Regions from separate parts of the Homo sapiens genome. Here region 2 is linked to region 1. Evidence: chromatin loops called from intact Hi-C (ENCODE). Cell type or tissue: PC-9. All regions are shown on one strand. Each heading gives the region's core, and the rest is flanking DNA. Links, peaks and the distances in the headings are about the cores only.

The links. A loop is a pair of places that touch in the nucleus more often than their neighbours do. Peaks named below come from ENCODE experiments on the same cell type or tissue, not always from the same donor. Only the 100,000 strongest peaks of a DNase experiment are listed, where the experiment ranks them.
Region 2: it touches region 1 in a loop (1.8-fold over the local background); 6 of 110 quality-filtered maps call a loop at or near these places.

The regions. Positions count from the first base shown.
Region 1 is chr11:63,510,220-63,524,643 of GRCh38, reverse strand. It overlaps LGALS12 (galectin 12), which reads right to left. Exons shown (of 9, transcript NM_033101.4): 5 at 14,143-14,181; 6 at 13,539-13,565; 7 at 12,804-12,892; 8 at 8,931-9,081; 9 at 7,872-8,397. The coding sequence ends at 8,251. It also overlaps the pseudogene TMSB4XP5. Among named protein-coding and RNA genes, the nearest start is that of LGALS12, 11 kb to the right of the region's middle. RefSeq lists an enhancer at 13,780-14,411. In PC-9, for the core only: no CTCF peak of the experiment used is centred there; no DNase peak of the experiment used is centred there.
Region 2 is chr11:63,564,960-63,572,609 of GRCh38, reverse strand. It overlaps a transcript of PLAAT2 not described here. Among named protein-coding and RNA genes, the nearest start is that of PLAAT2, 5.4 kb to the right of the region's middle. RefSeq lists enhancers at 4,956-5,045, 5,056-5,105 and a cis regulatory region at 4,898-5,425. In PC-9, for the core only: no CTCF peak of the experiment used is centred there; DNase peaks (open chromatin) are centred at 4,439 and 5,079; H3K4me3 peaks cover 1,088 bases; H3K27ac peaks cover 2,350 bases.

The sequences.
Region 1 (14,424 bases), core at 8,358-10,857:
CCTTGACCTTAGAAGTATGAACCTTTGCTAAACCAGTACCAATAGTATGTTCTGATGAGCTGGTTATCTTTTCTTTGTGAAAATTAAAAACTATAGACCTATATTCTGTATGGGATGGAATTTGTTCTACATCAATTAAGTTTGATTTTTTTTGTAAGCCCTCTTGCATGGTCCAAATGTGCCAGGTGACATGAGAAATGAGAGGAGTTTCTTATAAGAGCTTTTGCATTCAACTGTAAAATGGCAACCCACTCTGGCTCCCCTCTTCACTATGGAGAGCTTTCTTCTTTCGCTTATTAAACTTTTACTTCAACCTCACCCTTTGGAGCCATGCTCCTTAATTTTCTTGGTCATGAGACAATGAACTCAGATAACACTTCAGACAATGAGACCATTGACCATTGACCTGTTTCACTGTGAGGAGTCATATAAGTCAATAAGCCCAACCCATGTACACAAAGCTTCCAATTAGCATTTTAGTGCCTCACTCTTGAATATAAACAAACCACTTGGCTGGGTGCAGTGGCTCACACCTGTAATCCCAGCACTTTGGGAGGCTGAGGCAGGCAGATCACCTGAGGTCAGGAGTTCAAGACCAGCCTGGGCAACATGGTGAAAACCCATCTCTTGCAAAAATACAAAAATTAGCCTGGCTTGATGGCATGTGCCTGTATTCCCAGCTACCCAGGAGGCTGAAGCAGGAGAATTGCTTGAACCCAGGAGGCAGAGGTTGCAGTGAGCTGAGATCATGCCACTGCACTCTAGCCTGAGTGACAGAGCGAGACTCCATCTCAAACAAACAAACAAAAACAACAAAAACACAAACAACTAAGGATTGCCAGGCATTTGAGGAAATCCTCTAATTTGAAAGATAGACAGCAAAATACACAAATAACTAACAAATAAGCTTCAAGAAAACAAAGAAAATATGGCAAGCAGAAGAAAATTTACAAAAGCATCATTTATTGTTGAGCACCCGATTCTGTTGCTGTTCGGGGTGCCACTATGTAAACCGTATGGACCTAGGGGGACTGAAGAAAGGGTGGGGGGGTCGAACGTGGAATAAAAGACAAGAGACAAAAGAGTATATTAGGAAGAAGGGGTCGGGGGCAACTTGCCTCTAGTGGACAAGGGCGCTGAGCTTTACACAGCCCTCCATATTTATTAGGCAAAAGAGATAGTGAAAAGGGGGGTGGAAAAAGGGGTCAGAGTAGGCTTGCAAGACTGCATTCCCTAGATCTCCCAGTAGATAACCTCAAGGAACTTGGTGCCAGGAAGCGATTGCCCTCAGCAAACATTGTGTCGGCAGGAGCAGTCGTGAGTTTGCTCACATCCTGCATTTATGATAAACAGTTTGCTGTTTGATCATATAGCCTCCAGTGGAATGCTGAGTTGGTCACATCCCACGGGTCTTCGGCTCCCTATAATTTATATCATGGAAGAGAGAAGAGAAAATATATTCAGGAAACAAGAACAGGAGGCTATAAAAAAAGAAATATTTAGCTGGGCATGGTGGCTCATGACTGGAATCTTAGCACTGTGGGAGCCTGAGGCAGGTGGATCACTTGAGGTCAGGAGTTTGAGACCAGCCTGGCTAACATAGCGATACCTCATCTCTACTAAAAATACAAAAATTAGCCAGGAGTGGTGGAGCACACCTGTAATTCCAGCTACTCAGGAGGCTGAGGCATAAGAATCACTTGAACCTGGGAGGTGGAGGCTGCAGTGAGCTGAGATTGCGCCACTGCATTCCAGCCTGGGTGACAGAGTTGAGACTCTCTCAAGAAAATATATATAAATAAAATTAAATTAAATTAAAAAAGAAACATTTAGGGAATAAGATAGTAGTTTTGGTTTTCTTGCTGAAAAATTGAAACTGAATCTGATCAAAACTCTAGATGAAAAGAAGTACAGGAGACAGTGGAGTATTTTAAACAATGCCCTAGGGATTAACCAGCAGAATTCAGACTCTGAGAAGCTCTATAAGGAAAAGTTATCAGTTTTATCCCCAACAATAAAATGTAAGAAAAAAAGAAAGGAAGATGGAATCTATGGATTAAAGACCTAGAGTACATATAAACAATTGATGACCTTGCACAGAAAAGAGACAATCCAGAATCTAAGGCTATGATAGTATTGATGGATGGATAAGTAAAATTATAAGCTAATTTATGAACTTAATGCAAGAACAGTAGTATCAGTAAATGAAATGCAGCAATGTATTCATTAAAAATTCATTTACTCCAGGAATTTAAGGAATTTAAAGATACTTATAGCATGAAATTAGAAAGCCTATTAATGTAATTTACCTCATTAACAGATTAGAAAAAATATGATCATATCAGTAAACGCAGAAGACAGACTTGACACTCACTCATGAAAAAAATGAAAGTGTATCTTAACAAACTAAGAAAAAATGAAAATCTCTTTACCCTAAAAATAGTATCTATTCCCAACCTATGATAATCATCATATTTAATAGTGAAATCTTAATTGCATTTCCCTGTGGTCAGGAACAGGTCAAGGATGCCTGCTAACCACACTGCTACTCAACAGTGTGCAAGAATTCTTGGCCAATGTCATATAATAAAGGAAGCATGAGGGAGAGAGGAAGGAAGCGAGGGAATGTGGTTGGGAGTGGGGGGAAGAGTGAGAGACAGAGAGGGAGAGGGAGATTGGAAAGGAAGAAATCAGAAATCATTATTTTTTGCAAGTGGTAAGATTACCTATCTGTTTGTTTGTTTATTTATTGAGACAGAGTCTTGCTCTGTCCCCCAGCCTGGAGTGCAGTGGTGTGATCTCGGCTCACTGCAACCTCTGCCTCCTGGGTTCAACAGATTTTTGTGCCTCAGCTTCCTGAGTAGGCAGGATTACAGGCATGTGCCACCATGCCCAGCTAATTTTTTGTATTTTTAGTAGAGACGGAGTTTCGCCATGTTGGCAAGGCTGGTTTCAAACTCCTGACCTCAAGCGATCCACCTGCCTCGGCCTCCCCAAGCGCTGGGATTACAGGTGTAAGCCACTGTGCCAGGGCAAGATTGTCTATTTGAACTAATAAAATATATATAATTTTAGCAAGTTTGCTAGGAACGAGATTAATATACATAAATCAGGTGCATTTTTGTACCAGTATCAAGTAAGTACAATTTTTTAAAAAGATAGCATTTACAAATCACACACAAAGCTATAAAGTGCCTAAGTATAAATCTAACAAAAGTTGTGCGATGCCCCAGTAAAAACAAACACACACATCTTATGTTACCAGAGCAACCCTGGAGACATAGCTGAGAAAGCTTGTTATTTTCTTAAACAGTAGATAACTAAGAAAGCTCATTGTTCTTCCTTAAACAGGTTTTTAAATCATTTTACCTACAGGTATGTTTGCTTAAGAGAACTTCAGATGGCCCAGGAGGCTGCTGGAGCCTCAGGACTCTTTGGCAATTACTAGAGGAAGATAAGGTCAGAGCAAGACCCCAGCAAACTGAGCTGGTGATGCCTTGTTACCTTCAGATCATTAACGTATCATTATAATGCTAAAGTCCTGTATTAGGCCACGCAGCTGATAAAGACATATCTGAGACTAGGCAATTTACAAAATAAAGAGGTTTAATTGGACTAATAGTTCCACATGGCTGGGGAAGCCTCACAATCATGGTGGAAGGCAAAGAGGAACAAGTCACATCTTACATGGATGGCAGAGGCAAAGAGATAAGTCGAAACTGAAGAAGACAGAAGTGCAAGAGAAAAATCCACTGCCTTCCAAAGAAATGATTGAACAGGAGAAGCAAGCTGGTGAATCGTAATGAGGCATGTGCTGCCAATATGCACTGTACATTCCACAAGCATTGCTTTCTTATTTTACTTATTTTAGCTGTTTAACTTTGTAAGATGCATAGAGGTTGGATCAAGTTTAAATGACTCTGCTGCCCCTTTCACACCAAAGAACTACTGACAATGAAGGCCAAGCCTGCCACTCCCATCTGACTTTCTGGCTGGCAGAAAAGGAAAGAACGTGCATGTTGGTGAAGGAAGAAGTGGGGTGGAAAAAGTGGGGTGGGACAACAATGAAATCTAGAGTAAAACCAAGCTGGCCCAAGGTGTCATGCAGCCTGTAATACTGTTTAATCAGAGTGCCATTTTTTTTTTGTTCAAATGATTTTAAGTATTGGAATGCAAAATTTTCAAAAATATGCAAATAGAAGTTTAAAAACTTTTTTAAAAAAAGGGGGGGACTCCTCTTTTTAAAACCATCAGATCTCAGGAGACTTATTCATTATCACGAGAACAGCCTGGGAAAGGCTTGCCCCCATGATTCAATTACCTCCCACTGCGTCCCTCCCACAACACATGGGAATTCAAGATGAGATTTGGGTGGGGACATAGCCAAACCATATCAAATCCCCACCCCTAGAAGAAAATTGCTGCCATTTTCTGAACATACCTCATATGAAGAAGCATGTTTATGATCTGTAACTGCACATCTGGAGTTCCTCCCTGTACATGCTTACATACATACCTCCCCGCCCCACATCTAATTCCTTAAAGTTCCCTGGATTCCATCACCTTCGGAAGGGGTTCTTTAGAAAAAGAGCTCACTCCTCCGTTCCTGACCAGCAATAAAATCTGCTTGCCTTTTTTTCCAATTGGATATTCTTTCTTGGCTATCAATACAAAGTAAGGAAAGAACTTGGTTTCCCAGTGACAGAAGGAAATAAAGGATGACCAAAATAAATTGAGGGATATACTGTATATATGATTGGGAAGAAGCAATGTAGAGATGCAAGCTCCTCTGTGCCCCTAAAAATCTATACACAGAATACATTTTAATAAAAATATCCTATAAAACATTTGTGGAAATTGAGGTTTATCTTCTTTTAAAAAATAATTTCAACTTTTATTTTAGATTCAGAGAGTACCTGTGCAGGTTTGTATATTGTGTAAAGCTGAGGTTTGGGGTGTGAATTATCCCGTCACTCAGGTAGTGAGCATAATACCCAATGGTTTTTCAACCCTTTCTCCCATTCCTTCCTTCTTTTCTCCCTCCAGTCTAGTAGTCCCCAGAGTCTATTGCCATCTCTTTGTCCATGACCACCCAATGTTTAGCTCCTACTTATAAGTGAGAATATATGGTATTTGGTTTTCTGTTCTTCTGTTAATTCACTAAGGATAATGGCCTCCAGCTGCATCTATGTTGCTGCAAAGGACATAGTTTCATTCTTTTTTATGACTGTGTAGTAATCCATGGTGTATATGCACCACATTTTCTTCATCCAATCCTCTGTTGACAGGCACCTAGGTTGATTCCATGTCTTTGCTATTGTGAATAGTGCTGCAATTAACATACAAGTCCGGCTGGGCATGGTGGCTCACGCCTGTAATCCCAGCACTTTGGGAGGCCGAGGTGGGCGGATCACGAGGTCAGGAGATCAAGACCATCCTGGCTAACATGGTGAAACCCTGTTCTACTAAAAAAAAAAAAATACAAAAAATTAGCCGGGCATGGTGGTGGATGCCTGTAGTCCCAGCTACTCGGGAGGCTGAGGCAGGAGAATGGCGTGAACCTGGGAGGTGGAGCTTGCAGTGAGCCAAGATCGTGCCACTGCACTCCAGCCTGGGTGACAGAGCAAGACACCGTCTCAAAAAAAAAAAAAAAATGCAAGTCCAAGTGTCTTTTTGGTAGAATGATTTTCTTTTGGATGTATACCCAGTAATGGGATTGCTGGATCAAATGGTAGTTCTGTTTTAAGTTCTTTGAGAAATCTCCAAAGTGCTTCTCACAGTGACTGAACTAATGTACATTCCCACCAACAGTGCATAAGCATTTTCTTTTCTCTGCAGGCTCACCAGCATCTGCTGTTTTTGACCTTTTAATAATAAACATCCTGACTGGTATGAGATGATATCCTCTTGTGGTTTTGAGTTGCATTTCTCTGACGATTAGTGATGATGAGCATTTTTTCATGTGTTTATTGGCCACTTGTATGTCTTCTTTTGAGACCTGTCTATCATGCCTTTTGTCCACTTTTGGATGGGGTTTTTTCTTGTTAAGCTCCTTATAGATTCAGGATATTAGACCTTTGTGGGATGTACACTTTGTGAATATACTATTTTTCTCTCATTCTGTGTGGTGTCTGTTTATTCTGTGGATAGTTTCTTTTGCTGCCCAGAAGCTCTTTAATTAGGTCCCACTTGCCAATTTTTGTTTTTGTTGCCATTGCTTCTGAGGACTTAGTCACAAATTCTTTTCCAAGATCAGGGTCCAGAATGGTGTTTCCTAGGTTTTCTTCTAGGATTCTTATAGTTCAAGGTCTTACTTTAAATCTTTAATCCATCTTGTGTTAACTTTTGTACATGGTGAATGGTAGAGGTCCAGCTTTAAAATGTGTTAGACTGGGTAACTTATAAACAACAAATTTATTGTTGACAGTTCTGGAGGCTGGAAAATTCAAGAGCAAAGCACTGGCAGATTTTGTTTCTGGTGAAGGCCTGCTTCCCATTTCATAAACGCCTGTTTTCTTGCTGTAATCTCACATGGTGGTAGGGGTGAGGGAGCTCTCTGGAGTCTCTTTTATTTTATTTATATATATATATTTTTTTTTTGAGACAGAGTCTGGCTCTGTCACACAGGCTGGAGTGCAGTGGTATGATGTTGGCTCAATGCAATCTCTGCCTCCCGGGTTCAAGCGATTCTCCTGCCTCAGCCTCCTGAGTAGCTGGGATTACGGGCGTGTGCCACCATGCGCAGCTAATTTTTGTGTTTTTAGTAGAAACGGGGTTTTGCCATGTTGGCCAGGCTGGTGTCGAACTCCTGACTTCAGGTGATCTGCCTGCCTTGGCCTCCCAAAGTGCTGGGATTACAGGCGTGAGCCACCTCGCCCGGCCTGGAGTCTCTTTTATAAGGGCACTAATCCCATTCATGAAGGCTCCACCTTCATGACCTAATCACCCTCCAAAGTCCCCACCTCCAAACACCATTTCCTTGGGTGCTAGGATTTCAACATATAAATTTTAGTTGGGAGGACACAAACATTCAGACCATGGCACATATATTACTGTATAATGTATACTATGCTATATATATGTATATATGGTATATATTATATACAGTTATATATAATTCTTAAATTATTTCTCATTTAATCTTGCTCTTTCCTTGGTGGTGGTCCTTCGTTTGTCTTGTCTGTACTTTTCGACTTGCAAGGTTCTTTGATTCCTCTCAAGCCTCCAGCTCCGATGTCCATCTTTATCTGGAAGCTCTAGTGTGCCTGTGTACTCTAGATAATGGTTTATGGTTAAGAGCCGCAAACTCTGCAGACAGAATCCCTGGGTTCTAATCCCATGACTTACTCACTGTGTGATCTTGGCAAATTAGCCTTTCTGTGCGTCAGTTTCTTATGTTATAAAATGAGGATATTAACAGCATCTACTTGTCTCAGAGACTGTGGCTATCCACCAAAATCCATTCTCCCTGTTTTTTATAGTAATAGAATAAAACTATTCTGTTATTTTATGACTACTCTATTTCATGTGGCTGGTCTTATGTGTCCCACTGAAGAACATTTCCAGCCTCCCTTGCAGGTAGTGTGACCGAGACTGAGTGCCTGCAGATGAAATGTGACTGTAGCTGGTGTGTGTCGGACCCATGTCTGGGGCTTATGATATCAGGTGGGTCTTGTCCACTGCCACTACTAGCCTTCTCAGTGGGTGAGGCCAAGATAGGGTGGCAGCTGAGCTTGGGCCACAGAGACAATGATGATGCCCTGGGGGTGGTGGAACAATGGCTAGGACAGACCCTGAATGTCTCCAGGGAGCAGAGCTGCCCTGCTAAGCTGGACCATTGTCTCTAGAATTGCTAGATGAGAACGAAATAAATAAATAACCTTATTTATTTATTTGACCACAAATAAATAAATAATAAAGAATAAATGACCACATTCTTTAAGCCATTGTATTTTGGAGTATCTTTGTTAGTCTACAACACTTGCCTCTGTGAGTGCAGTCCAGGCCCTGAAGGCAGATGGAGCCATATCCCAGGCTCCTGGTGGAGGAAGGTGCAGAGTTCGAGGAACCTTTGCACTCTTGTGCCTTCCCTCAGGCCCAAAGCTCCTGTAGACTCAGTCTCGTGACCCCAGAGGTGAACCAGGCCTGATGTGCTGGTGTCAGGTGGATGGTTTAATGAGGGGAGGAGAGTGGGGCCCTGGGAGTGGGCTGACCTTCTTGTTTTCTGGCGGTATTTCCCTGGAACCATCCTCAGGAGTGGACACAGTAGAGCTGGACACTTCCACTGATCCGGAGCTCCCGCAGCTGCTCCAGGGCCTGCTGGTTCATGCTGGTGGCCCCCAGCCCCTGCCCATTGAGCGCCAGCTTCAGCCCTCCCTCCTGGAACAGGAGCAGCACCTGGGAAAGGAGGACATGAGGGGGTTGCAGCTTCCAGCCAGACTTTCCCTTGTCTGCCTGACGCTCTCTCCAGTGAGACCCTCCTCCTCTCATAGGACACGAAGACTGGACCCAGGGGGCACCCAGTACAGTGCTGGAAAAGAACAGGATAAGGGGCCCGGCTTGTCACCAGCCCACTGTGGTCTTTGACAAGGATCTTCCCAGCCTTGGGCCTCAGTTTCACCACCTGTAACTGGGGCTGCTTCCTGTAGAGGAGTGGTTCTGCACGTCGGAATCATTAGGGGAGCTTTTTAATAAAGCTGATGCCTGGGCCCCCCCCCACCTGCATCAATTGAGTTTCTGGCCATGGGATCCCTGGCATCAGAGTGGAGCGTTGAGGACTGCTGTACAGACATTCGCTGTGCTCTGCTGGCTCTGGCCTCCCACCCCATAACATCTGTCCTGCACACCTGCCCCAGCATCTCCCAGGTCATTATGGGACTTCAGCTCTGTGCTCCAGCCTGAAGGGATGTAATCATTTGGCTCTGACCTACCTCAAAGAATCTCTGGGGGTAAAAGAGGAAGGGGGCTGAGATCAGTTTCTTCTGCCCCCAGCGGGAGATCCAGGCCAGAGTTCTGTCTGCGAAGGAGGCCCTGAGTGTCACAGGAGCATGGGCAGCCTGGTCCCTCAGGCTCACAGTAAAACTGCAGGAAGCAGGAGGAAGGAGAAGGAATCAGCGCCCATTGCCCATAGGCCGCTGCTCAGCCCCCAGGGGAAGGATGGAGGTCAGGGAGTGGATGGAAGGTTGAGCTGCTTCAGCCTCCAGAAACAAGCACTGAGGGCCTATGACAGCCTCATGGCTGAATGCTCAGAACAGTGGAAAGAACACGAGTTCTAGATGAACTTGAGATTGACCTCCAGGGTTGCCATCTATGACTACAGGAGGATGGGGGTGGGAGGGAAGTGTGTGAAAATTGCCTAGCCTGAGCTTCAGTTTCTCCTCCTGAAAATGGGGATGATTATGATGATGATAGCTACAGCTAACATTTATTGAATGCTAACTAAGTGCCAGGTATTATCTTAAATGTTTTCCAAACAGCATAGTGGTTAGAGTCAGGCAGTCCCGATTCAACCCTGGCTCTGCTACTTTCTAGTCCTGTGACCTTGGGCAAGACTCTTAATCTCTCTGTGCCTCAGTTTCCTCATCTGTAATGTGACGATAACATAACTGCCCTGTACCTGCCTGTGGCATTGTTGTAAGAATTAAATGAATACATAAAAAAATGCTTATTTAGAATAGCACCTGGAACGTAATAAGCATTCAGATGATACCTATTGTTTAAAAATATTGCTATATAATACAATCTCTACCTCATAGAGCCAAAAAAAAAAAGGAACAAAGGAGATAATGTATGTGAAAACTAGCAATTCCTAGCACACAGTAGGTGTTTTACAGAAGCTAGTTTGCCTTTCCTTAATCCTCACAAATTCTGTGCTGTGAGGTTTGTCAGCCCATTTAAGTGATGAGGACAAGAAGTTAAATGACTTCTCTGTTACTAGTAATAGTGGTAGGGCCTTAGGTTAGGATGTGAACTAGGATTCATGACTCTAGATTTGGGGGTGGGGGGATCTGGCACCTGCCTCTCAAATAGGGCAACCGGATTATATTATTTTTCTTTATTTTATTTTATTTTTTTGAGACAGAGTCTTGCTCTGTCACCAAGCTGGAGTGCAGTGGCACGATCTCGGCTCACTGCAACCTCTTCCTCCCAGGTTCAAGCAGTTCTCCTGCCTCAGCCTCCGGAGTAGCTGGGACTACAGGCGCATGCCCGCACCGCCCAGCTAATTTTTGTATTTTTAGTAGAGATGGGGTTTCACTATGTTGGCCAGGGTGGTCTCGATCTCTTGACCTTGTGATCTGCCCACCTTGGCCTCCCAAAGTGCTGGGATTACAGGCTTGAGCCACCGCGCCCGGCCCAGATTATTTTTATGTCTTGGGAACTTCCCAAGTTTCCTTCTTGAAGAGCTATGCTGGAGAAGGCGCGGCATCCTGATGGGATGCAGAGGCAGGTAAGGTAGGGGAAAAGGCCGCCCTGGACAGGCCTTTCAAGGGCTATTGGTAGATCCTTACAGGAGGAGGCCCCGTAAGTTTCCAACTTTGGGAAGGAGGTGGCCAGGGCCCAATGTTGGGAAGAAGCTTGGAAGGCAGGAACCCTGGAGAGTGGACTGCGTGGAGCCTCCAGCCCCACTATGGCTCCCCCTACCCCGTCCTGCCAGACAACACTGTGTCTTCCTCTGGCCTGCGAACTCCTGGTGAGGAGGCCTCAGTGTCTCCCTACCTCACCTTCATGCAGCTCAGCCCGCCAGATCACTGGATAATCATGAATCACTAGATGCCCACTAGATCACTGAATAATCACAAATCACCAGATGCCCAGTGAAGCTCTGTTGAAGCTCTTTGAGGCTGCAGTCATACACTCCCACTCAATAACGAGGAGGGAAGGGATGAGGTGAAGAAGGAGGGATAGATTTTCACTGCAGATGAATCCTGTGCCCTCCATCTCTTACTCTCTCTGCCCCATTCAAGCCATCAGTTGCTTTCACAAAATAGCAGCAGCTGCATTGGTTGCAGCCTCGCTAAATACCAGGTGCTGTGCTAAATCTTCATGTTGGTGGATCTCGGCTGAACTGGTGTATAGGAATGTTTTGTCTGGTCCATAGTATTCTTCAACTTTAATATAATATTCAAAAATTGAGAGAGTTTATATAAAAGATGGCTTCTATTTTTGCTTTAAAAATAGTCAGAAGATCTGGCATGACTGGGTGTATGGAGATACTCCTTCCCCTTTACCACCTTCCCAACTGGTTTCCTCACTATTTATGAGACCTGTCTGGCCTCTGAGGACACATGCATTCATGGCCCTTGGGAAACAGCAGTTACTTGCTGACTATGTCACTAGTAACCTTGTGACTTTGAGCTACAATATGAACCCGGTCTCATGCCTCCAAGTTTTGTGGGAAGAAGTGTTCCATCACTGAGCACTTTTCATTTTCCCTAGCAGGTTGGAATTATCATTCACCTTTTTCCGGTAGGGAAACTCAGACTCAGAGAGGTTTAGTGACTGGCCCACGACCGCACTGTTTATAAGAGACAAAACCAGGAATCCAACTCAGTCATGCCTGTCTTTGGAGGCCGAGGCCATCGAGTGCTGGGCTTCATGCCTGTCCCAGAATTCACAGGCATGATCGGCAGTGTGCAGGGCAAGGGTTTAGTGAGGTCAGTGACTTAAAAATAAAAACAAAATTAAGCAAGGAGAACATAGGGTGCTTTCCTTACTCTGCCCTCCCCTACCTCCACTGAGATGATTGCAGTAGTACCCACATTTGTGGACACTTACCATGTACCAGGCACTATTCTAAGTACCACCCCTAAAGTCGGCATTATTATCAACCCCCTCTATCTTTTTTTTTTTTTTTTGAGATGGAGTCTTGCTCTATTGCCCAGGCTGGAGTGCAGTGGCGCGATCTCGGATCACTGCAACCTCTGCCTCCCGGGTATAAGCGATTCTCCTGCCTCAGCCTCCTGAGTAGCTGGGATTACAGGCATGCGCCACCATGCCCGGCTAATTTTTCTATTTTCAGTAGAGTCAGGATTTCACCATGTTGGTCAGGCTGGTCTCCAACTCCTGACCTCGTGATCCACCCGCCTCGGCCTCCCAAAGTGCTGGGATTATAGGTGTGAGCCACCGCGCCCGGCCTATCATCCCCTTCTTACAGAGAGGAAAACAGAGGCACAGAGAGGAAAAGTATCTGTCCTAAGGTTGCACAAGTAGGTGTCCTGAGCACATGCCAACCCAGGCATTCTGGCCCAGAGAAGTCATAAACTCTAATGCGTTTCCTCAAGGCAGGCCGGCCAGTGGCTCCTGTCTAACTGGATTGGAGCCACAGGTCTGGGTTTGAAAGCACCATGTAGGAGAAGTTTGGTAATGTCCACTTAGTCACTGGGTCCCTCCAAGTCCTGGCTTCCAAATACCAGCCCTCTTCTCTGGGGCAGTCTGGCTGTATCTTTTGAACCACACATTGTGTTACCATAGGAAGCTACATGTTTGCTCTGGGCCTCAGCCTGCACCTACGAAGGGCCTTTCCTGGGGCCCCTTTCCTAGGACCTGGGACAAGAGGCTAGGCCTGACTAGATGTACCAGCAGGAATGATGCTCCCAGCAGTGGGGCTGTCGGTCCCAGTCCCAGCCTGACCTTCATAAGCTCTGCCAAATTGGGCCACTTCTCCTTTCTGCTCCTCTGTTTCCTCATCTGTAAAATGGGGATTAAATGGTGGTGCTAGGAGATTAAAAGAGATGATGTTTTATAGCATGTGACTGTCACAGAGAGGCTGCTCCCTCCCCTCCACTTAGATGCTGGATACTTACTGCTTCGGCTCTTGCAAGACCAGTCCCCGTACTATGATGACCTGCCCAGGCGAGAGACCCTGGGGAAGAGCATGTGAGCAGGGCACCTCCTGAAGGAACAAGGGAGGTATTGAGAAGTTGACTTCCAGGGGGACTGGGGAGGACCGCCCATCCCCGGGGGCCAGGGGAGCACTGGGGCAGGCATGTTCTGCCCAGGCCTGCCGCCAGGACACGCTGCTTATTTGTTAAGCACCTGGCCTCCTGTACTCTGTTATTGCCGAACACTTTCCCCGGCCTGTCCAGGCTGAGCTTGGCCTCTCTGTGTCCCGACCACCATGTCCTTCTCCCTTCACTGCATCCTTAACTGTAATTGCCATCTAGTGGTCTGTCCCCCACCAGCCTGTGAGCAACTGGACGGCTGGGACCAGCTTGTTCCTCTATCCTAGAGCCTGGCACCGGGCCTGGCACAGAGAAGTATCAAGTAATGATGTTCACAATAAGTGGAGAAAAGGTAAAATGAAGCTGGAGCTTCAGCCTGAAGCTGCCCAGCCCACCCACAGCCTGCAGCTTGCTATAAAGGAAGGGGAAATCATGCGGCTGGGGGCATAAGCTGCCTGGCCCACCCACAGCCTGCAGTTTTCTATAAAGGAAGGGGAAATCCTGAGGCTGGGGGCATGTCCTACCAGGCTGAGCTCATTAGCTGCTCACCCAGGCTGCGCCCCCAGCCCTGACAGAGCAGGAGGGAGGTTCACTCACCAGCCTGGGGCTCATCAGCAGGAAAGGCTGTCAGGGAAAGAAAGAGAGGACACAAGGCCATGTGGTATTTGCTCAGGAAAAGGGAAACTCTTGTTATTCTAACAAATTGGGAATATTTGGGGCTTGTCTCTCTCACAGCAGTAGGTGAGTCATTGGAGCCCCAGTGGGATCCTCTGGACTTCAGAGGTTCACCAGCGCTGGAATAATAGGGAAGAACGGGGTGGAGGATTTGTCATCCACTCCCTGTGTGGCCTTGGGCAGTACATGGGCCTCATCTCCCCTTCTGTCCCGCAAGACCAACCCCAGCCACCTTGCAGAGGTGGTTTGAGAAATGAGCATTTCAACTAAGGCCTCTCCTGCTAGGAATACGGGGTCTTGCCCCCTCTGCATGCAGCCCACCCCCATTCATCTTCCCAAGCTGGGCCTGGAGAGGGGCTGGGAGAGGAAAATCCAGGCCCTCCAGAGACTGAAGCAGAGCCAGCCATGTCCGTGGCAACCGCAGCAGTGAGGGAAGGGGCAGCTGGGCCTTGTGTAATGGGAGCAGCAGTCCAGAAGGGCGGGTCAGCTGGTGTGGCTGCTCAGACCTTGCTGCCAAGAAACTCACATGTCCAGCTGGGTACTCTCTGCTGCCCTCCACAAATGGCTGTTCAGAAAGAGAGAAAAGAATCAGCAGCATTTAGGACCACTGCAATCCCCTACCTATGCCTGGGAGGTGGGCAGAGCCCTGGCCTTTACAGCTCCTCATGTTCCCATTCGGCTGGTCAGTGGTAGCTTCTTGCTGGCATTTTGAACATCCCAATTCCTAGGCCCCACCTTGGACTTACTGAATCAGAATCTCTGGTGGCAAGCCCCAGAAATCTGGGCTTTAATAAGCCCATCAGGTGGG
Region 2 (7,650 bases), core at 3,868-6,367, 52 kb before region 1:
GGGTGCATCCGGTGAGGGCCTTCTTGCTGGTGGGGACTCTCTACAGAGTCTGGAGGCAGCACAGGGCATCCCATAGTGAGGAGGCTGAGTGTGTTAGCTCAGTTCTCTCTTCCTCTTTTTATAAAACCACCAGTCCCATTCCTGTGATAAACCACTAATTCATTAACTCATTAATCCATGAATGGGTTAATCCATTCATGACGGTGGAGCCTTTATGATCCAATCACCAATTAAAGGCTCTTTATTTTTTCTTTCTTCTTTTTCTTTCTTCTTTTTCTTTCCCTCCTTCCTTTCTTTCCTTCCTTCCTTTTCTTTTCTTTCTTTCCTTCCTGTCTTTCTTTTCTTCTTTTTCTTCTTTCTCTTTTCCTTCCTTCCTCCCTCCCTCTCTTTCTCTCTTTCTTTCTTCCTCTTTCTCTGTTCTTTCTCTCTTTTCCTTCCTTCCTTCCCTTCCTTCCTCTCTTTCTTTCTTCCTTTCTTTCTCTCTTTCTTTCGTTTCTTCCTTTCTTTCTCTCTTTCTCTCTTCCTTCCTTCCTTCCCCTCCCTCCTTCTCTCCCTCCCTCCTTCCTTCCTTCCTCTCTCTGTCTTTCTTCTATCTTTCTTTCTCTCTTTCTCTTTCTTCCTTCCCCTCCCTCCCTCCCTTCCTCCTCCTTTCTTTCTTTTTCTTTCTTTCTTTTCCTTTCTTTGTTTCTTCCTTCCTTTCTTTCTCTTTCTTTCTTTCTTTCTTTTCCTTTCTTTGTTTCTTCCTTTCTTTCTCTCTTTCTTTCTTTTGCTCTCTCTTTCTTTCTTTTCTTTTCCCCTCCCCTCTCCTCTTTTCTTCTCTCCTCTCCTCTCCTTCCTTTCCTTTCTTCCTTTTTTTTTTGAGATAGAGTCTCACTCTGTCACCCCGGCTGGAGTGTAGTGGTGGGATCTCGGCTTACTGCAACCTCTGCCTCCTGGGTTCAAGCAATTCTCCTGCCTCAGCCTCCTGAGTAGCTGGGATTATGGGTGTGTGCCACCATGCTTGGCTAATTTTTCTATTTTTAGTAGAGATGGGGTTTCACCAAGTTGGCCAGGCTAATCTTGAACTCTTGACCTCAGGTGATCTGCCTGCCTCGGCCTCCCAAAGTGTTGGGATTACAGGCATGAGCCGCCACACCCTGCCAAAAGACCCATCTTTCAATACTGCCACATTTGGGATTAAGTTTCAACATGAAGTTTGGAGAGGACAAACATCATCATAGTGGGAGATCTAAATACACCTTTCTAAGGAACTGATGAATGAAGGAAACATAGAAGTCTATAAAGACATAGAAAATTTACCAACAAGCTTACTTAATGACCATATATAATATAATTGTGAAATACAGATTCTTTTCAACTGCACACATGGAATATTTATGAGAGTCTTAAAGCAAGCCAACAAATTTTAGATTAGTAACGTAGAAATAATCTTCTTTAACCGTAAAGCAATTAATTCAGGAATCAATAGCGAGAGATAACCAGAAAAACCCTATACTTTCAGGAATTTTAGAATATACTGCTAGATACATTATGAGTCAAAAAAAGAAAACTAATGGGAGTTAGATAATATTTAGAGCTGAATGATAACAAAAATACTAGATACCAATATTTGGACCATGCAGCTAAAGGGGTGCTTAGAAAAAATTTTGTAGCATAAATCCTTACATTAAGAAAGGAAAAGGTGACTTGGCATGGTGGCTTATGCCTGTAATCCCAGCACTTTGCAAGGCTGAGGTGGGAGGATCGCTTGAGGCTAGGAATTCAATACTAGCCTGGAGAAAAGAAAAGAAAAAGAGAAAGAAAGCAAAAGAAGAAGAGAAAAAGAAAGAAAGGAAGGAGAGGTGCAAGTTAAGGAGTTAATTATCCAATTTAAGAAGACAGAAAAAGGGGAAGACAATACAAAGATATGAGCAAAAATAAATGAAGAAAAACAAGCATATAAAAGAGAGAAGGCACAGCAAATGATTTAGGAGTAAAAAAGAGACCACAACTATAGATGCTGCAGAGATTAAACCAGCAAAAACAAATATTGATAAATAATTATAAAAAATTGGAAAATTTTGATGGAATTGATATATTCCAAGAAAAATGTCATCAAAATTGAACCAAGAAAATATTTAAAAATCTAAGCAGTCCTTTGCTCATTAAAGGATAAATCAGTAGTTAACACTTTTTCTACAAAGAAATGGTGTGCCTGGATGGTCGTGTAGGTGAGTTTTACCAAGGATTATGGTAACAAATGAGTGAGACCTCTATGGAGAAAATATTGAAGGACATTAAAGAAGACCTCATAAATGGAGAGAGATATATCATTAATGGATAGGAAGCCTCAATGGCATAAGTATGTCAGTTTCTTTCAAAACTCACCTATGGATTCAATGTGATTCCAAACCAAATCCCAACAAGGTCTTTCCTGGAATTGGAAGCCAGATTCTGAAATGTATTTGGAAAAGTAAAGAGGCAGGGTTAGCTATTTCATTAACAAAGAAGGAACATCAGGCAGGGAGACTTGTGTTATTATTAAGGCTTATTATAAATTATTATTGTGATCAAGATAGTGTATTTTTGGTGTAGAGATAGTTAAATTGGCCAATGGATTGAGCCAAATTTCCAAAACAGACCCACAAATAAATGAAACTCTAATTTACAACAGAGACAGTACTGCAGATCATGGGGGGAAAGGATGAACTATTGAGGGATTGGCAAACTTTTTTGGTAAGGGCTAGACAGCCTTACGTGGTGTTCACAGTGTCTGTTGTAGTTAGTCACCTCTGCTGTGGTATTGTAAGAGCAGCTATAGACAATACTGTACGTGAACAAATGATCATGGATATGTTCTAATAAAACTTTATGTGCATTGAGATTTAAATTTCATATAATTTTCATGGGTCATGAGTTATTAGCTTTCTTTTTGTTTTTCTCAGCCATTTAAAATGCAGAAACCATTATTAGCTACTGGGCTGTACAAAAACGGGCAAAGGAGACCAGGCATGGTGGTTCACACCTATAATCCCAGCACTTTGGGAGGCAGAGGCAGGAGGATTATTTGAACTGGGCAACATAGTGACACCCAGTGTCTATTACAAACAAAACAAAAACAGATGAAGGCCTGCATTTGCCTGTAGGCTATAGTTTGTTGATCCCTAACTAGTAAATGGTATTCACATATAACCACATGGACTTTGCACTGCACAGAAAAAGTCAGTTTGGGGAGAATTTCAGACTTACATGTGAAGGACAGATGTCAATTTTTATTTTTATTTTATTTTTGAGACAGAGTCTCGCTCTGTTGCCCAGGCTGGAGTGCAGTGGCATGATCTTGGCTCACTGCAACCTCTGCCCCCTGGGTTCAAGCAATTCTTGTGTCTCAGCCTCCTGAGTAGCTGGGATTACAGGCGTGCACCACCACGCCTGGCTAATTTTTGTATTTTTTAGTAGAGATGGGTTTCACCATGTTGGCCAGGCTGGTCTTGAACTCCTGACCTCAGGTGATCCACCCACCTCAGCCTCCCAAAGTGCTGGGATTACAGGTGTGAGCCACCGTGCCTGGCCAAATGTCAATTTTTAGAAGCAAATACAGGAGAACATCTTTATGACCTTACTGTAGTTCATAAGCACAAAAAATAAAGACAAAAAGTAAGGTACAAAGAGATAAATTTCATTACATTAGATAAGAACATCTGTTTATCAAAACATACTATGGAGAGTATTAACAGTAACCTGTTCAGTAATGGTGACACACTGGGAACACCCCTAATATGGTTTGGCGGTGGTCCCCACCCAAAATCTCATCTTGAATTGTAATTCCCACGTGTCAAAGGCAGGACCAGGTGGAGGTAATGGGATCGTGGGGGTGGTTCCCCCATGCTGTTCTAATGATGGTACGTGAATCTTGTGAGATCTTATTTTTATTTATTTATTTATTTATTTTTGAGATGGAGTCTTGCCCTGTCACCAGGCTAGAGTGCAGTGGTGCGATCTTGGCTCACTGCAACCTCCGCCTCCCGGGTTCAAGCGATTCTGATGACTCAGCCTCCTGAGTAGCTGGGACTACAGACTTGCACCACCAAACCCAGCTAATTTTTGTATTTTTAGTAGAGATGGGGTTTCACTATGTGGGTCAGGATGGTCTTGATCTCTTGACCTCGTGATCCGCCTGCCTCGGCCTCCCAAAGTGCTGGGATTACAGGCGTGAGCCACCGCACCCGGCCAATCTGGTGGTTTTATAAGAATCTGGCATTTCCCCTGCTTGCACTCACTCCATCCTGCTGCCCTGTGAAGAAGGTGCCTGCTTCTCCTTTGCCTTCTGTCATGACTGTAAGTTTCCTGAGGCCCCCCAGCAATGTGGAAGTGTGGGTCAATTAAACCTCTTTCCTTTATAAATTACCCAGTCTTGGGTATTTCTTCATAGCAGTGTGAGAATGGACTATATACAACCTCCAGTGATTGTTGACAGGAGTCAGGATAAGTAAACTGTGGCACATTCCCATTTGCCACATGGGAGTACCATGCAAATGAATGAATAGCTATGGCCAATCAACATGGGTATGAAACCTAATATTGAACCAAAAATATTGTTATGGAATGCTTGATGTTTGATTCTACTTTTACAAACTTTAAAAATTATAAACTAAATGTATATTGTTAAGGATTACATTTATATATTATTAAGGGATGTGTTTATAAAAAAATTTAAAAATCAATAGGACAATAGAGACAAAATTCAGGAGAGTGGCTACAACTGCATTAGGAGGAAGAGGAACACAGGGTTAATTTTTTTGGTAATAGCTTCACTGAGGTATAATTTACATACTGTTGACGGTGATTGTGAGACCTCTGTTCTTGTCTTCTTGGTTAAAATAATTTTAACAAGAGACACAACCATAGAGGAACAACAGAAAGCAATGTATTGCAAAAGAGAAAGAACACTCTGAAAGCTGAGTGTAAAAAGAAACAGCTGAAAGTAATTTAGTGCAAAGATAAAACTCTGAAAGATACACTCTGAAAGGTACACTCTGAAAGATAAGTCAGAGTGGGCTGATCAAGAGTGAGTCAGCAAAGACTGGCTCTGAGGGAACTCCCTTTATGAGAGTCTTATGTGATTATTCATAGTGGGTGGGAAGAGGTGTGTTCCTAGTAATCATGTTCTGGGTGGTCCTCTGGGTGCACATGAGCAGTTGCTGTACATGCTTGTTCATACATTGCATGTCTCATTGCCGTCTTAAATCTCTACCCAGGGGTGTGTTTTTTACTATTATAATGAGCAAAGGGTCATTCTGAGGACAAGCAAAGTGAAAATGCACATGCTCTCTACAGGGGAAAGTCCCCAGTGAAGGTAGTTCTGCTTGGATGAGCTTGATTACAATGTGAGTGCTGAGGTTTGTTGTGTTGTTGGTGCGGTTGCTATGTCCCAATGAACATGGTTACAGGGCTCATTGTGCTGTTGACAGTGTGGTTGCCATGTCCCAAGGACGTGGTCATCTCCTTGACTATCTATCCTGCCTCAGTACCATATAGTTCACTTACTAAAGTATATAATTCGATGCCCTTTAGCATGTTCACAGTCATGAAACTATTACCACAATCAACTTTAAAACCTTCTCATCACCTAAAAAGAAACACAACCTGAATCCCCTAGCCCTTCCATCCCTAAATAATCATTACAATCATGAATTTGCTTTATGTCTCTGTGTGTTTTCCCATTCTTGACAGTTCAAATAAATGGAATCATATACTATATGGCTTTTGTGACCAGCTTCTTTCACTTATCATGTTTTCAAGCTTCCTCTATATTTTAGCATGTATCAGTACTTCCTTTTTATGGCTGAATAATATCACATCATACGAATATACCACATTTCGTCATTTATTCGTCAGTTGATGAACACTTGGGTGTCACCTTTTGGCAATTATGAATAATGCTGAGTATTAGTCAGGGTTCTTCAGAGAAACAGAACCAATGGGAGGTTATCTATCCATCAAGATTTCTTTTTTTTTTTTTTTTGAGATGGAGTCTCGCTCTGTCACCTCTGCTGGAGTGCAGTGGCGCCATCTTGGCTCACTTCAAGCCCCGCCTCCCGGGTTCATGCAGTTCTCCTGCCTCAGCTTCCGGAGTAGGTGGGACTACAGGTGCCCACCACCACGCCCAGCTAATTGTTTTTTTTTGTATTTTTTAGTAGAGACGGGGTTTCACCGAGTTAGCCAGGATGGTCTCAATCTCCTGACCTCGTGATCCGCCCGCCTCGGCCTCCCAAAGTGCTGGGATTACAGGCGTGAGCCACCATGCCCGGCCCCATCAAGATTTCTTACAAAAAATTAGCTGCTGCAGCAATCACAGAGGCTGAGAAGTCCCACCATCTGCTGTTTGCAGGCTAGAGACCCTGGAGACTCAGGAAAGGCAGTGGTATCATTCCGTCTGCGTCAAAAGACCTGGGAATCCAGGGAGCCGATAGAGTAAATCCCAGTATGAGGGCAGAAGATGAGGTGAGCTATCTCAACACAAGTAGTGAGGCAGACGAAAAGGGGACGAATTTCTCATTCCTCTAGCTTTGTTCTAATCAAGCCCTCAACAGATTGATGCTCCCCACTCACATAAGGGAGGGTCATCTGCTTCACCCATTCCACCAATTCAAATGCTGATCTCATCTGGAAGCACCTCAACAGACATGCCCAGACATCACACAGCATCTGGGCACCCCATGGCCCTGTCGGATTGACACAACAAATTAACCACCACGGCTGCTATGAACATCTGTGGACAGGTTTTTGTGGGACACAGGGCTTATTTAAGAAATTGGTTATTTTCTATTTCTTCAACTAGGTTTATTGGTACCTGTTTTGTTATTATTTCTAGTGTTTTATACTTATGTTGCAATTATTCTTCTATATGGATATAAGATTTAATAAAATCCTTTATTTATTTATTTATTTATTTCTGAGACATAGTCTCACTCTGTAACCCAGGCTGGAGGGCAGTGGCGTGATCTTGGCTCACTGCAACCTCTGCATCCCAGGTTCAATAGATTCTCCTGCCTCAGCTTCCCGAGCAGCTGGACTACAGGCGTGCGCCACCAAGCCCAGCTAATTTTTGTATTTTTAGTAGAGACGGGGTTTTGCCATGTTGGCTAGGCTGGTCTCGAACTTCTGACCCAAGTGATTCACCCACCTTGGCCTCCAAAAGTGCTGGGATTACAGGCATCAGCCACTGTGCCCGGCCAAAGCCCATTAAAATTATATGTAGCCCAAGATATTCCTGGCATGTACATAGAAAGATAACATTGCCTCTAGAAAGGGGAACTGGGTTGCTGGAGGCTGGAGGCTGGAGGTGGGGAGAATGGAGGCTTATCTTTCCTTTTATAGCCTTTTATACAATTAAACAAACATAGAGAGCGTGCATGTGAACAAAAATGTAAGTATTCCAGGCTGTAGGCCTAGAGCTTACCAGCAGGCTGGGTGTGGCCTGCCCTACCCTGTTCTCTGTCAGTAGAACTTTGTCACCTTTCCTGCTCAGCATGAACAGTAGGGAGACAGCAGAATTCTCATTCCACTGGCCCTTGATTTGCAGACTCTCCTTTCCTATAGCTCCTGGACATAATTTCCTGACACTCTGAACAGCTTGGATTCGGTGAAAAGCCACAAGCCCCAGCATGA